3 separate regions of the Homo sapiens genome follow, and all the other regions are linked to region 1. A link is a contact called in ENCODE Hi-C or POLR2A ChIA-PET data. All regions are on one chromosome and are shown on one strand. The core of a region is the stretch at or near the end of the contact, and the rest is flanking DNA. Distances in the headings are between cores, read along the strand shown.

Region 1 (4,756 bases), core at 911-3,410:
AATCAAATATATAACTCTTACATGACACATATAAACACAAGTTTCAAATGTGAGAACAGACTTTAAAATAAACACCATGTATGCACAGAAATGTTTCACATTCATTAAACAGTTCATAAAATTAGGACGGAGGAGTTGTTAAACTATATTCTTACTGAAGCTTTTTCCCTTCCTGCACTATAGCTCTTAGTTTTCAGAGTTAGAGGTGATTGTATTTCAAAAAAAAAATTTGAACTCTATTTTCTGCCCCCATTCTGTGTTGTCTATGGAAGAGTCTCTGCTTGGAGTTTTTGTTTCAATATACAGAATGCAGGGCTGAAATCCTCAACCATCCTTGTTCCAAAGCCTGATACACAAACCTTTCATATATATTTTGATGTCTGAGTCATCTCTGTCTTAGAAATGCAATACAGAAAAAGGTAACTGGGGTAGGGGGGAGAAGGGAGGCTGCTGGCCAGTGTAGACAAACCAAGGCGACCCCCAAACTGTGTATTGTAGTAGATAAGCAAGAAGTACGAAAATAGAAACTAAGTCCCTCTGTTGTTTGCAGAAGCAGAACTCAGAAGCCAGCTTCACTTACTTTTTTACACCGACAGAGCCATTTTCCTTGTTTTCCATGTCAACAGATAGCATGGGAAGGCTGCAGGGTTCCTTTACTTCAGCAACTAATCAATAAGGGAGAAAAGCTTGTGTTTAATTCTTAGAAAGTGAGAGAAGAATATATATTCTGAATCGGAAACATAATGGTCCCTTTTACAGCTTCACACCAGTTCACGTATGTTTGTTTAAATCTCCAGTTCCCTCGGCGATTGGAGAGATGTGATTAAACCTAAAGAACTGGAGGAGACGGATTGGGGTGCTTTCATCTGTACTGGCACTCCCTGCCTTGACAATAAGCATTTGCAAATGAAATTGAATCCTCGTTGAAAACAAGTGCTGTGTGAACTGGCACAGCTTCTTCTGGGTGCCTAGCTCTCACTTAAGACACTGCAACTCATAAATGAGTCAAAGTAGAGAAAAACAATCCCCCTTTTCCTGCCCCCCTCCCATTATGGGCTTTGATTTGTTTTTTCTTATTGTGTTTGGTTTTTTTTTTGTCCACTCCCCCTTGCTCCTAGATTTTTTCATTGCAATGCAGAAGGACACTTAAAGCTTTTGTCAGCAAGTATTCCCCTACCTCACATTCTCAACGAAAGCCTCAAAAACCCGTCTGTGAGATGGCCATGCTGTGGTAAAGCAGGAAGCTCACAAAAAATGCCAGATAGCCCTTAGCACAGAAAGGTGGTGCTGGTGTGTGTGTGTGTGTGTGTGTGTGTGTGTGTGTGTATGTGTAAGAAAGAGTAGGTAACTCATTAGATTTATGAAAAATCATCAAAACATTTAAGGAGATATTGTAGCATCCATCACTCTGTCTTTTTGTTTAGTAGGATGAGGGCTGTGGAAAATTAAAAGCCTTCCACAATTAATATGCAATTAGCAAAATGAAAAAGCTACGAACAAAACTGCTTTAAGAAAAAAAAAAAAAAAAAAGGAAGAAACAGTCCCGAAACGTGTTTGCTCTTATTCAGCTGAAGCCATAAATTAAATACATTTCCACTCAAATCACTTTATACTTCGGCACTCCTTCTCTAGGGATTACTCTGACATGGCAAGTGCATCATTTAGTATATTCGCAAGATTTTATCACTGTTAGAGAAGTAGATGATTAACAAATAACACTGTAAGTGTGGGATAATTTTCACTCCTGAAACACACACATACACACAAACTTCCAGCTGCAAACCACTTAGATCATTGATAGAGAAATCCAACATTTAATATATATATATAGATATTAGCATACATTCACACACCGTTAGAGAGTAGACAGGAAGATAGTGCTGCTGCTCCATGCTAACAGAATATGATTTCACTTCAGTTGGAAACTGTTACACATTCACCATTTTCTAAGCATCTCAGAAAACAAAACAAAACACTCACAATGATACTCTGCAACACCACACTACATTGTCTTATTATTATTACTATTATTTTCTTTTCTGTGGAAGAGTAAAAAGAAAACCTACCTATAAGCAACTAAAAAATATCATTTTTTATAGGCTTATCAAGAACAGCCAAAGAAACCCCAATGTTTTCTTTCACAAAGTAGGCTGGCAAAGGAATTCAATAAGGAGGTACAATTTGACACAGTGAAATAAAACCAGGCTGGCTCTCAGCCAACATGACGTTAGGAATCACACACAAGCTGCACCAACTGCCTTCTGGTTCATGGCTGACTTTTTAAAGCTACAGTGTGCCTGTTCACTTTTGCTAACTACCTTCAGCACAATTAGTGCAAGAAATGAGTAAGGAGTCCAAAACCTGCAGAATTCTCCCTGCACCTGTCTTGTACAAAGAAAAACAAGCTGTCTCAATAGCTTCTTATTTTCTCCCTCCCCTTCATTGTTGCTGCATGATAGGTCTTAGCTGTTGTTCTGAGCATGAATGTCATGTTTCAAACTATTTCCTTTTCTCCCCAGAGGGAAAAATAAGAGTGAGAAGCCAGTGCTTATGGGCTATAACCAGAGAACACTCGGAAGCTGCAGTCCCATGTTACTCTTTTTTTCCTAATAGAGATTCATGGACAAAGTTCCCAGGGCTGGCTTTTAAGTAATCTCTTTGTGAGAATAAGGAAAGCACTGCCCAGCAGCAAATCCTTTTACTTCATTATGCAGGAAGTAACATATTTCGGAAAGGATGCAAAATAGATGACCAGATCTCCTGAAAACGCCCACATTCTTTTATTTTGGCATTTATCCTGCCAAATGAAGCCAGCAAAAATTCAAACTGAAACAAACAAAACCTTATTCTACAAAACGAAAACAATTAGTTCTGGGAGGTTTAATTTTAACTGTTTATCCCAGTTGGACAAAAAGCATAATTCAAGAAATTTAACCAACACTTACAATCTATGAGTACCCGGTACTATATTAGTTACATATGAATAGAAAGACATTATGCCCACCCCAAAATTCATAGTCTCTCCCGCCATCATCCTAAATACCAAATCAGAAAACTGGGAGGTGGAGCAGAGAGGCTGGGCAAGATCTTTTGTTTAAGTTACCCTGGTCATTCTCACAGTTCCCTTGCTTGGCTTAAACCACTTTTCCAGGAGAATAATCTCATCCCATTAATGTTCTGCACATACACAGAAAACATACATGGTTGCCTCTTCATTGAAATAAACATCAATCAACATTTGGACACTTTTAGGTCAAGATGGTCAACAAAACCACTCAAGACAGGGCACAGAACACAGGTTCCCCAGAAAGATCCTGGAAAAAGTTATCACTTGCTGTAATATCCTGTAGAATTCAGGTAGAATCTGAGGAAAAAGCTGCCTGCTTCCCTTTTTAAAAATAATCTTTTAGGACATTAGGAGATTACCTTTGATCTAAATTTGGAACCTGAATTTCAAGGTCAAAAAATTTGTTCTTTACTTATTCCAGGAATTATATTAGAAATTTTTGACTTCCTTGAAGATCAGTGCCAAGAAAGATTTCAAATATTTGCCATTGCTCCCTTGAAAAGGCAAACAATAGTAATCTAGGAACCAATTAAATATTTTTGAGCAGTATTTTTTGAGCATGGGTCAGGCATGTGGATCTTTCACCAGTGCTGATCTCAAAATGATGGACTTTTATGTAGATAAAGAGCTCTTTCACTAACAGATTCCTTAACGCTTTTGGACTTGATCTGAAATTCCTGAACTATTCTCCCAGTAAATCCAAATTGGAAGCGAGTTGGACTGGGAGTTCTGTGTCTTGGGGAGCTGGGGTTGTCCTGACAGTGCTGCTCAGAACAAAAGCATGTTCAGCTCTCCACTCTTGACGGGGAAAAGGCAAAGAAACTGTAGTTACACCCAGCTCTTCCTTAGACACAGCCACAGGAGAAAGGATTCTGTGAAGTTTTTCCAAGCATCTCTTCCTGCATATACAAAGGGACATCCCCTCCCATCTGGCCTGCTGTGATCAAAAGTTTGCCTGTTACACAAGAGTAAAGTTTCAGAAAGTGTTGTAGGAAGTTAATCCCGTTTTATAAAAAGTGAGCCACAAAGACACTCTAAATTATGACAACAGGTTTCACTTACCAGCTAGTTTCTAACTTTGGTAGTAAACTGACACTTGTGAATATAAATAAATAAATAAATAAATATATATATATATATATACACTAGTACTCACACACTCCCTCCAACAAACTGTTTGCCATCAATCCTCTGCTGATAAAAAGTTGTGTGTGTAGTATGTAGCATAAAGTATGTGAGTGTGATGTGTGCACTATGTGGTGTACTTTGTGTGTGGGTGTGGTACGTATGTGGGGGTGTGTGTGTATGTGGTGTGTGGGGGTGAGGGGGAGAGGCAACCAAACAAGACCTTCCGATCCAGCACATTATGGGATATGCTGAAATAACTTTAGAGATCCTGAAATCTCCAAATTATATGCTGAAATAACTTTGGTGTCAGTATTCTGGAGCAGAACTGTCGACCCACTTGGGAATGCGCTCAGATAGGGAGAGGGGAGGCGGTTAGGAAGGGCGGGAAGCTGTTGACTTTGATTGGCTTCTTTTCTAGATCAGCATTCGTCCCCCAGGCAGAAAGGACTCGCCTAGGGAGCCAGCGCGGTCCCAAAGGAGCCGCCGGCCCTGCCTCCCGGGATCCGACCCCCGGTGCAGCCAGCCTGAAGTCGCCCGAGGGCAGGGCCGACCTCACCGAGC
Region 2 (4,756 bases), core at 419-2,918, 700 kb before region 1:
CAAAACCAAGGCATTTCTGCCTAATAACCCCTTGGAAGTGCCTTAAAAGAGGGTCAATTATGTGTGCTTTTATATACATCGTCTGTCCAACTGCTTCTGCCTGGACACGCATATTAAAATAATTACCTGGCAGAATATTCTTTGCCTGAGCTAAACCCGGAGATCTTTTAAACGCTTGCAGACTCACAGAGCCTGGCACTGCGGACTTTGCTGCTGCTACCTCGTGAAAAGGAGGGGTACGAGCTCTAGGAGGCTGTCGGCCACGTCCAAACTACCAAGCTAACATCACTAGGAGCCGAACACGGCTTTTGGTCATGTACTGACGACTCTCATCTCTAAGATTCACGAACGGCGACCGATTGTCTGTTCGATTTCCCACAGGCGTCTTCCTTTCGTGCACCAAGAGGGAAAAGCAACGGCGGCTGCAGCAGGGCGCTGGGGTTACGAGTCCAGCCCTGGGGCCGTGCGCCCTCCCTCCGCGCCCGCCGGGCCACGCTGACGCTCCCTCCCGGCTCCCTGCCTTTCATCCCGACGCGGGCGCAGGGCAACTCGCTTTTCCTATTCCTTGCGCGCCGGTCGCACTTTCTAACATCTCAGAAATATGGCCCTTGTCACAGACTTTCATGATCGTGCACTTTAGAGAAAAGCCAGAATGAATGAACTTGTCAGTTTAATGTGAAGTCCTCAAGGGAAAGGACCATGTCTTTGTCATCCCAGAGACCACAGTACCCAACGGTCGGCTTGGCTCTCAGTGAGTGTTTCCCTAAGCATCAAAACAGGAATGACCAAAGCAACGGACAAATTAATGCATGTGGAAACAAGAAATGAATGCATGAGAGAGTGAAGAAAAGAAGGGGCCAGGCGCAGCGGCTTACACCTGTAATCCTAGCACTTTGGGAGGCGGAGGCAGGAGAATCGCTTGGGTCCAGGAGTTCAAGACTGCAGTCAGCAGTGATCGCAGGTCAGGCGACAGAGTGAGACCCGGTCTCACCACCACCCCCCCGAAAAAGGCAGGAACCCCAGAGGGCCGGGAGTGCCAGGTGCGGCCGCCCGGGAGCGGTGTGGAGGGTGCGTGGGCCACTTTGCCGCAGGGCCCACCGCCCGGGTCCCTCTGTAAGGCGCTTCTCCGGCAGACACCCCGAGCCAAAGCGGGCCGTACCGCAGCGTTGGGCACTTGGGTGGAGAGTGCAAGGGCGGCGGGCCTGCGCCCAGACAGGTGTAGCCGTCCCACGCTAGGTGTCCTCCTGCCGCTCCCTGGCCGCGCCATGCCTCGAGGCATGGAGGTGCTGGACCTGCCGGTGTGCAACCGCGCCTCGGGCCTGTCCTGGGGGCCGCACCACAGGTCAGTGCCCCACGGCGCCCTTGGCGTGCCCCACGCCTCCCTGGGGGCCCCACCGCCGCCCCCTTTTGGGACTGCTTACTTCCTCGGCTCTTCTCGCGCGCGCCTCGGTTCCATCCCCTACGGCCCCCACCCCGCCTCCGCGTCGCCGACCCCCTTCTCCGGGAGCGCGGGGAGGCTGGTCCGCTGAAGCGTGGAATAAGTCCCCTAGGACCCCAACTGGGGAAGCTCCGGTCCCCGGTAGGAGGCGGCGGGGCGGGGCGGGGCGGGGCAGCCCCTTGGGGGCGGGGCGGGAGCGCCTGGCCACGCGCCGCATCCTGCAGGGTGCACACAGAGCCGCCTTTCAGCCGCCCGAGAACTGCCCGCCGCACTCCACGACTGCGGCGCCTGCTCTCGGGCCGGGGTCTGCGCGCACCACGCGGCCGGCAGAAAGGGTAAGAGAAGGGAACCCCGCTTTGCAGGGCTCCAACTTCGGCGGACGCGTTACGGCGAGGGCGAAATGAGTCGGCCGTGAACGGTGTTTCCTGTTCCGAATCCCGAGAGCCCTGGAAAGTTTTGAAGGAGGAGGCATGGCCCGGCAGCCTTATCGTTTTCCCCAGGCAAGGATTCCGGAGAGAGGATCAGGTGTTTTCAGGTTAACCGTCAGGTGAGGAGTCTGGGCTTCATCTTTCAGGATGCTGGACTGGAGAAATCTTCCTAAAGTCGATGGCTTTACTTTCGTAGACTAGAGCTTGCTTGCTGCCTTGGGAATGCTTATATTAACTGCTTGCAGTTAGTTAAATAAGGCTAGGCTGTGCCTTCCAGAACAAACAGGCCTTTCCCTCAGGTGGGAGGGTTGTAGTGTGGCTAACCCCAGTTCCTCGGCCTTTATGAAAAGGCGCACAGTTCAGCCGGTTGGCGCTGCCAGCGGGCCCCTCCTCCGTGGTCAAACCTCCAGCCACCCCAGCACAGTTGAGCCAAAGTTGTGAGTACAAACAGACCTTGGCTCCCCCGTTTCCTGCTCTCCAAACATATATATATATATATATATATATATATATATATATATGAAATATATACGTATGTGTAAGTGTGTGTGTCTCTGGTTGAACGGTACTTGTGGGAAACAAAATTGTGTGTCATTGTAAACTGAGAATGGAAGAAAAGGTTAGTAAGAGAAAGGTGGGAGAGGTTTCTTATGGGTGTCAGGATGTAGACTCTGATATTTTATGTAGAGGGAACCAACTACGTAGTTCTCCCCAGAAATGGGATGTGGGTTTCACTCTCAGGAGCTGCTCATCACCTTTGTGATGTGCTAACCAAAATCGCACAACTTTTGGGAAATTTGATAGCTTTCCCCTATTGAGTCAGAAGTTTCTTGAGACTTTAGCCTGTCTTCCTCTTCATACCTTAAGAGGAGTCAAACTCCCGTTGCCGTGAACTTTCCACAGGCACACCCTTCTCCTTTAGAAAACCGTTCATAGGTCAGTTTCTGTGGCCGGAACTCTAAAAACGACACATTTTCCATACAGAGGCCATCATAATACCAATTTTATTTAACCTCCTGTAATAAAAAATGAGTGAATCCTAATAAAGTGTTTGAGGTAGCCACATTCTTTTCTGTGAAGGAGGAACATATCAAAAGTGTTTTTTTTTAAAAAAATAGAGTAATAGATATAAAATATTTTAATGAAGCAAGTGAGAAGAACTGAGAGACATAGTTTGAGCAAAGGGGCACGAAATACAGAACTGAAAGTCAAGAATGATCATATTCACAAGCTGATCTCTTTGGCTATGTCTCTGTCAGTGAAGTGAAACCTAGAACAAGACAATTTTAAAACCGGCGGAAAAAGAGATGGCTTCTTGTGACTATAGCTTTCAAAGTAAAAGTAGTGGCCAAAGAAAACTCTTCTGGCTGTAAAAGTAAAAGTGGACTTTCCTGAAGCTGGGCTGTTTTCTTTAAGGCCTAGGGTCTAAGTTCCGTGTGTCAGTTCTGAAGAATTAAATCACTCTTTAGTGAGCTCTTGTGTCACATGTTAAGGGGTTCATAGAAAAAAGTGCAGGCATACCTTGTTTTATTGTTCTTTGCTTTATTGCACTTTGTAGATACTGCATTTAATTCAATTTTATTTTATTTTACAAATTGAAGGTTTGTGGCAACCCTGTGTCCAGCAAGTCTATTGGTGCCATTTTTCCAACAGCATGTGCTCACTTTGTGTCTCTATGTCACATTGTGGCAATTCTCTCAATATTTCAAACTTTTTCATCATTATTATTATATCTGTTATGGTGATCTGTGACCACTGATCTTTGATGTGACTACTGTAATTGTTTTGGGGTGCCATGAACTGTGCCCATATAAGACAGGGAACTCAATTAATAAATGTTGTATGTGTTCTGACTACTCCACCGACCAGCCATTCTTCTATCTCTTTTCCTCTCCCCAACCCTCTCTATTCCCTGAGACACCACAATATTGAAATTAGCCCAACTAATAACCCTACAGTGGTCTCTAAGTGTTTGAGTGCAAGGGACAATCACAGGTCTCTTACTTTAAAGGTAGGAGTGATTAAGCTTAGTGAGGAAGGTATGTTGAAAGCTGAGACAGACCAAAAGCTAGGCATTTTGTGCCATTTAGCCAAGTTTTGAATGCATATGAGATGTTCTTGAAGGAAATTATAAGTGCTACTCCAGTGAAAATACAAATGATAAGGAAGCAAAACAGCCTTATTGCTGTTATGGAGAAAGTTTTTGTGGTCTGGATAGAAGATCAAACCAGCACCAACATTCACTAAAGCTAAAGCATAATCTAGAGCAGGCCCAAACTCTCTTCAATTCTGTGAAGGCTGAGAGAGGTAATGAAGCTGCAGAAGAAAAGTTTCAAGCTAGCAGAGGTTGGTTCATGAGCTTTAAGAAAGGAAGCCATCTCTATAACATGTAAGTGCAAGGCGAAGCAGAAAGTGCTGATATAGAAGCTGCAGCAAGTTAGTTGGAAGATGTAGCTAAGATCATTGATGAAGGAGGCTACTCTAAACAACAGATTTTCAATGTAGACAAAACAGCCTTCTATTGGCAGGAGATGCCATCTAGGACTTTCCTAGTAGAGAGGACAAGCCAGCATCTGATTTCAAAGGTGCAAAGGACAGGATGACTCTCTAGTTAGGAACTAGTACAGCTGGTGACTTTTAAGTTGAAGCCAGTGCTCATTTACCATTCCAAAAATCCTAGGGCACTTAAGAATTATGTTAATCTACTCTGCCTCTGCTTTGTAAATGGAACAACAAAGCCTAGATGACAGTACACTTGTTTACAGCATGATTTACTGAATATTTTAAGCTCATGGTTGAGACCTACTGCTCAGAAAAAAAGATTTCTTTCAAAATATTACTGCTCATTGATAATACCTCTGATCATTGAAAAGTTCTGATGGAGATGTAC
Region 3 (4,756 bases), core at 888-3,387, 540 kb after region 1:
AGTATGATTCTTAACCTTTTCAGTTTCCTTATCTGTAAAATGGGGGTCATGAGACTTAAAACGTTGTTATGCAGGTCAAAACAGATAATGCATAAGGTGCTTAATACAGACATTAATTCTTATTAAGGAAGATAATTGTATGTCATTTTCCCCCCAGTGATAAATATGTTTTGAGAAATAGACCTGCTTTTGTTCCTACAGAGATATCCTTATTATTTTATTCTTATGACAACACCCCAAGAATATTCTAAAATATTCTAAAAAGAATACTCTTGGGGTGTTGTCATAAGAATAAAATAATAAGGATGTGGCAAATAACCCCAGAATATGTATAATGCTGTGCCCTAGAAAAGGGGCCCTGCAAATGGTCATTGATTTAGATTACATGAAATTTAATGTAGGTGCAAAAAAGATTTCAGATACATGCACCTTTAAAATGCTTTTTATAAATGACTTGAATTATTTGCCCAAAGGATATGTTTAATGTAAGAATATTCCAAAACTGAAGTTATCTCACTGAAGATTCCTCACCTGTCAGCTGCTTACAAGAAAAGTTCATCCAGTTCAATTTTTATGTGAGAGATTAGTTTTAGGAGATAATTTCACCGATATCAGTTGAAATGCTTTTCATATGGGCCATGGAGTGTTATAAATTCTAACTTAATAAAAGGCGAAGGAAAAAAATTGCCTGTAGATTTCACACATGGAATCTATTCCACGTTGTTTTTGCTAGTTTTTCCAAGACCCCGAGGGGATCCAACAACAATAGGTTATATTGAGTGCAATTAGAACCATAATGCAGAAGCAAGTAAATTAGGGCAGATGTTGATATTTCAAAACTAGTCTGCTTTTCTTACATTTGGACACAATTCACGAGATGCATTGAGAAGTACTGTGATTACTGACAATGTCTCCTCTTCAATATATCAAGACTGTTTACAGAAAACAGAAAAAAGCATCCATTAGTGCAACTCCAAAATCTTACCCTAAACAATGTTATTCTATTATATGGTAAGTGTTGTAATTATGTAACTGCACCCACAATTGGAACCCTAGATTTTGAATGTTTAAATTTAATTCTGCATGTCACCTCTCTGGGTTATGCAGCAGACAGATGTGAGCCGGAATGGGGGGCAGTGGCACTGGAGTTGGGACCAACAGGGTAGATAGGGTGAGGATCGTTGAGCAATGCTTTGTTATTAGACATCAGTGTGTGCTGTCAATGGCTTAGTGAAGCTGCTCGTGATTTGGGAGGGGCTTCTCTGGCCAAGCAGGACAGAAACCAAAGGAAAGAAGGAATCATAGTGGGAGTGAACAGGAGGTGTGGAGGGGGTCAGGGTGGTCAGCGCTAGTCTGCAGAGAAGGAAGGTGCCTTTTAGGAGGAATCAAGCCGGTGGAATGCAAATTCAACTGGGAATAGAAGCCGGAGCCTTGGAGCAGCTTCAGGGAAAACTACTCTCCAGTTTTCTGTCTAAACAGCATAGCAGTAGAGGGAGCCAACCCCAGAGGACTTCTGCAGCCAAAGAAACTCTGAGTTGGGGGGAGTATATTTTATTTTTATTTATTATCACAACACGGACTATAAATTTTAAAACCTATTTGAGTAATTTCCCTGCAGAAGAAATCTGACTCTGTTCCCACAGCCTCCCTTCTCTCAAAGTGCTAAGTGTGCCACAGAGCATTTGGAATTCTTCCTTCAAAGTTCCAGGTTGTCCAGCCCCTCCTACCACTGCAGGTCTCTCTTGGTCCTGCTGATACTGGAGCTTATTTATGAGGGCTGCTGAGGGGTGGGTGGGCAGGGGGACAGCTGCCAGGGCCTGCCCCCCACCATGGGAGATTTGTGGCAGGTGGAGGGGGAGGCGGATATAATGACCATTTGCAGACAACCTATTTAAGCAACTGTTTGTTATACAATAAAAATTACTCGGTGGCTCTGAGCATGAACTCTCCAAGGGAGGGTGCTGTGGGAGGCAGTTGGAGACTTTGTTTTAATCAAATGAGCAAGCAGGAGCTTAGGGCTTTGTTGCGAGAGGGGATGGCTTTGTGGCGGCCTTTCTTGCTTCCTCCTGGCTTCATTTGCTTGTCAGGCAACAGTGTGGCCCCTGGGGGACTCCCCTAGATGAGGCAGCTGCAAAAGAGAAAGTCTCTAGAATTGGGAAGTGGTAAGTGTAACTCAGAATCTATAGGGAGGGAGCTGGGCAGAACAGTTTTGTGAAGCACCTTCCAAACACACAGGTAAAGGTAACTCCTTTCAGTTATACACATTTTCATAAGAACAGGAGCAAATAATATTCATGCCATGTCCTAACACACCCTAACGTACACTGAGTCTAAGCTGTAGTAACTGACAGAAGCAGCAATTTCCAGAGCCAAGGACCCTGAGAACTGAATCTCATGAGCCTCTAGAGGGGAGAACCAGGGGCCAGTGGTAGCAGAGCTCCCCAGGTGAACCCAGGCACCAGGGAGCCTCCAGATTGCTGCACAGGGGACACAGCAGCTCCAGGAGACAATCTCTGAAATTCCACCAGCATCCTTATGTGTCTGCATACTGCAGGAGAATGTTGGTGTCAACACACTCTGACATCAGAGTGTGATGTCACACACTCTGATCCTCATCCCTGGCTCCAGGACCCCATAGCCTGAAATGATTTTTAATACATGCTATTTGCTTATTTCAAGGAAAAGGGTCAATCGCTGAGCAAGAGGAAGGGAAAGAGAGTCTGGAGCATTTGAGCAATAAAAGTGAGGTCAGATAAAACCCTAGCATTGCAGAGCTTGCATACAAGCTGGATTTCTCTATGGGTTTTTACACCAAACAAAAGACAAACAGTTCGTCTACCCATTTGGCCATGGGAGTTGCAGGGAGCACAGTTCTGGCAGCCGAGCTGGGCTGTGGAGAAGCTAAGTTCTCTATCATGCCTAGGGCTGCCATTTGGGGCTGCCCACCAGCTTGTCAATCTCAGTGCATGTAAAGCTAGTGATTAGAGGACTTAGTCTCCGTAGCTCATCTCTTTGAAGCTGATTCCCCACTCAGAGACTCTCCCTGCTGTAGAGAGACTGGAGTCTTCCGCAGGTTCCTCCTGCAAGCTGTTCACCCTGCTTTGTATTATTTCTTGGCGTTTGTATGTACCCTGCTTGCATCTAATGTATATTTATTCTCAAGGACCGAGAGCCTCAGCAGGCAGCTGAAGTTTAAGTGAGTGAATGGCACAGCCGCACTGGGAAAGATTCATTATCGGTACATTTCTAGGTTATTTGACGTGGGAGAGTTTCAGCAGTTTATCTGGTGAGGAGAAGGCAAAGTGACAATGTGGGAACCTCTTCTGATGTGCAAAAATGTGCAGCCGACACAGGATTGCCATTTATTAAATCATAAATGTAATGCCAGATTTTTTCCAGAGAACAGCAGGGAAAATAAATACTTGAGGCGTGGGCCAGTGTCCTAGAACTAGCCCTGGGTCCTGTCCATCACTCAAGCCACCTCCCAGGGACTCCGTTTCTCTAGATGAGCTTTAGCTCTCTTAGCGGCAACATTATGAAGCAGAGTTACTAATATGACTCTTTTGAATATGAAAAATAGAGAGAAAACCCTTTTTAATCTTTGTTTTTATGGCTGCAAACATGATTACATAGAGGAAAATCAATCCCAATGGAACAAAATGGATAATACAAAGTAATTGATTGGCCTTTATCATTTTCCATTATGATATTAAAATAACACCATAATATCAAGCGGCAGCCACTGATACATAAAGGAAAACCGGAGATGATTATGTCTAAGGGTAATCAGGTCACGGAAGTGTGAAGGTAAGATAAATAAGGTAAATACAAAAATGAAAAAAGGCTTAAAAGAAGCAAAAGGGAGTTGGTGGCAAAGAGGCTACATAATAGAAGGGAGATCTAATGTTTGGAATATCATTAAGCAGTAAGCCACGAGAGACAGTCTATTGCAGCTGTGTGATTGCAGTATGTCTCGGTTGGTGTCCCAAGCCATGGGGGCAAAAGCTGAGTGACTTTAACTTCTCAGGAAGTGCAATAATCCTTTCAGAATACAGTGCCTGCAGGCCTACTGCCATCAGGCTATGAAATTTAGAAAATGAAATAGAGGAAGCATTTAGCTCTTCGTATTTCCCAGGCACTAATGCCACCAACATGGCATCATAAGCAGCCACTTAGAAAACCTTCATTTACAGCCAACTTTTCAAACTGCTGGCGACCAGTGTGGCTTTGCAGACCTGGGATGCCATGGTTTGTGTCCTATTGGCAAGCAGTTGATGCGAACCCGTTGATAAAAATTGCATCAATATAATGCCTGGATACATTAATCTGTGTTCTTCCCTATTATATATTTCCATACAGATTTATTTTCTCTCTTTTAACATACATTCATACTTACATGCATAAATGTTACTATTTATACCACTTTATGTAAAAATAGGACAAAATTTTAATTCCTACCAACATTTTTCTTCTTCGGAAATGCTTCATATTAAAAATATGTATATGTGCTTTGTGTCTGATCAATAAATAAATATATGTAGGAGCCAGTTAATTAAAAATAGATAAGATAATTGTTTTGGTATTATTACATAACATGCTTCTGAATTAGACTTCTTAACACGATGTCACACTTGTGTTAAGCAAACATTGCAAATAACTCTGTTGTGGCCGGAAGTCAGCATTCACACTTAAAACATAGTAGAAAAATGTCATGCCCACCAGAGTGATCCTGCTCTTTAGATTAGCAGTAATCAGG

Evidence for each region. Hi-C counts contacts between places; a loop is a spot of excess contacts on that map. ChIA-PET counts read pairs that join two places held with the same protein, here RNA polymerase II (POLR2A). Pooled maps may share reads with other maps.
Region 2: a loop to region 1 is called in a map of OCI-LY7, with 2.4 times the contacts of the local background. The contact joins the promoter of MCOLN2 here to the promoter of SAMD13 in region 1. A Hi-C loop is called at or near these places in 1 of 168 maps with a recorded cell type or tissue (OCI-LY7), 1 of 37 single-sample maps with no recorded cell type and 5 of 50 pooled maps.
Region 3: a loop to region 1 is called in a map of OCI-LY7, with 6 times the contacts of the local background. The contact joins the enhancer-like site here to the promoter of SAMD13 in region 1. A Hi-C loop is called at or near these places in 1 of 168 maps with a recorded cell type or tissue (OCI-LY7). POLR2A ChIA-PET finds 5 or more read pairs at or near these places in 1 of 52 experiments (activated CD4-positive, alpha-beta T cell).

Annotation. Positions count from the first base shown.
Region 1 is chr1:84,299,112-84,303,867 of GRCh38, reverse strand. It overlaps SAMD13 (sterile alpha motif domain containing 13), which reads right to left and starts at 2,160. Exons shown (of 4, transcript NM_001134663.2): 1 at 2,067-2,160; 2 at 581-665. The coding sequence starts at 633.
Region 2 is chr1:84,994,025-84,998,780 of GRCh38, reverse strand. MCOLN2 (mucolipin TRP cation channel 2) reads left to right here and starts at 1,668. Exons shown (of 14, transcript NM_153259.4): 1 at 1,668-1,985. The coding sequence starts at 1,909. RefSeq lists enhancers at 1-805, 3,126-3,185 and silencers at 1,376-1,665, 2,276-2,325.
Region 3 is chr1:83,758,617-83,763,372 of GRCh38, reverse strand. All of the region lies in intron 1 of LINC01725 (long intergenic non-protein coding RNA 1725), which reads left to right. Among named protein-coding and RNA genes, the nearest start is that of LINC01725, 100 kb to the left of the region's middle. RefSeq lists an enhancer at 2,323-2,472. Within about 2 kb of position 2,137, at least 2 of the 41 ENCODE cell types and tissues checked have a DNase peak (open chromatin) inside an H3K27ac peak, as active enhancers do; they include OCI-LY7, where a contact is called at or near this core.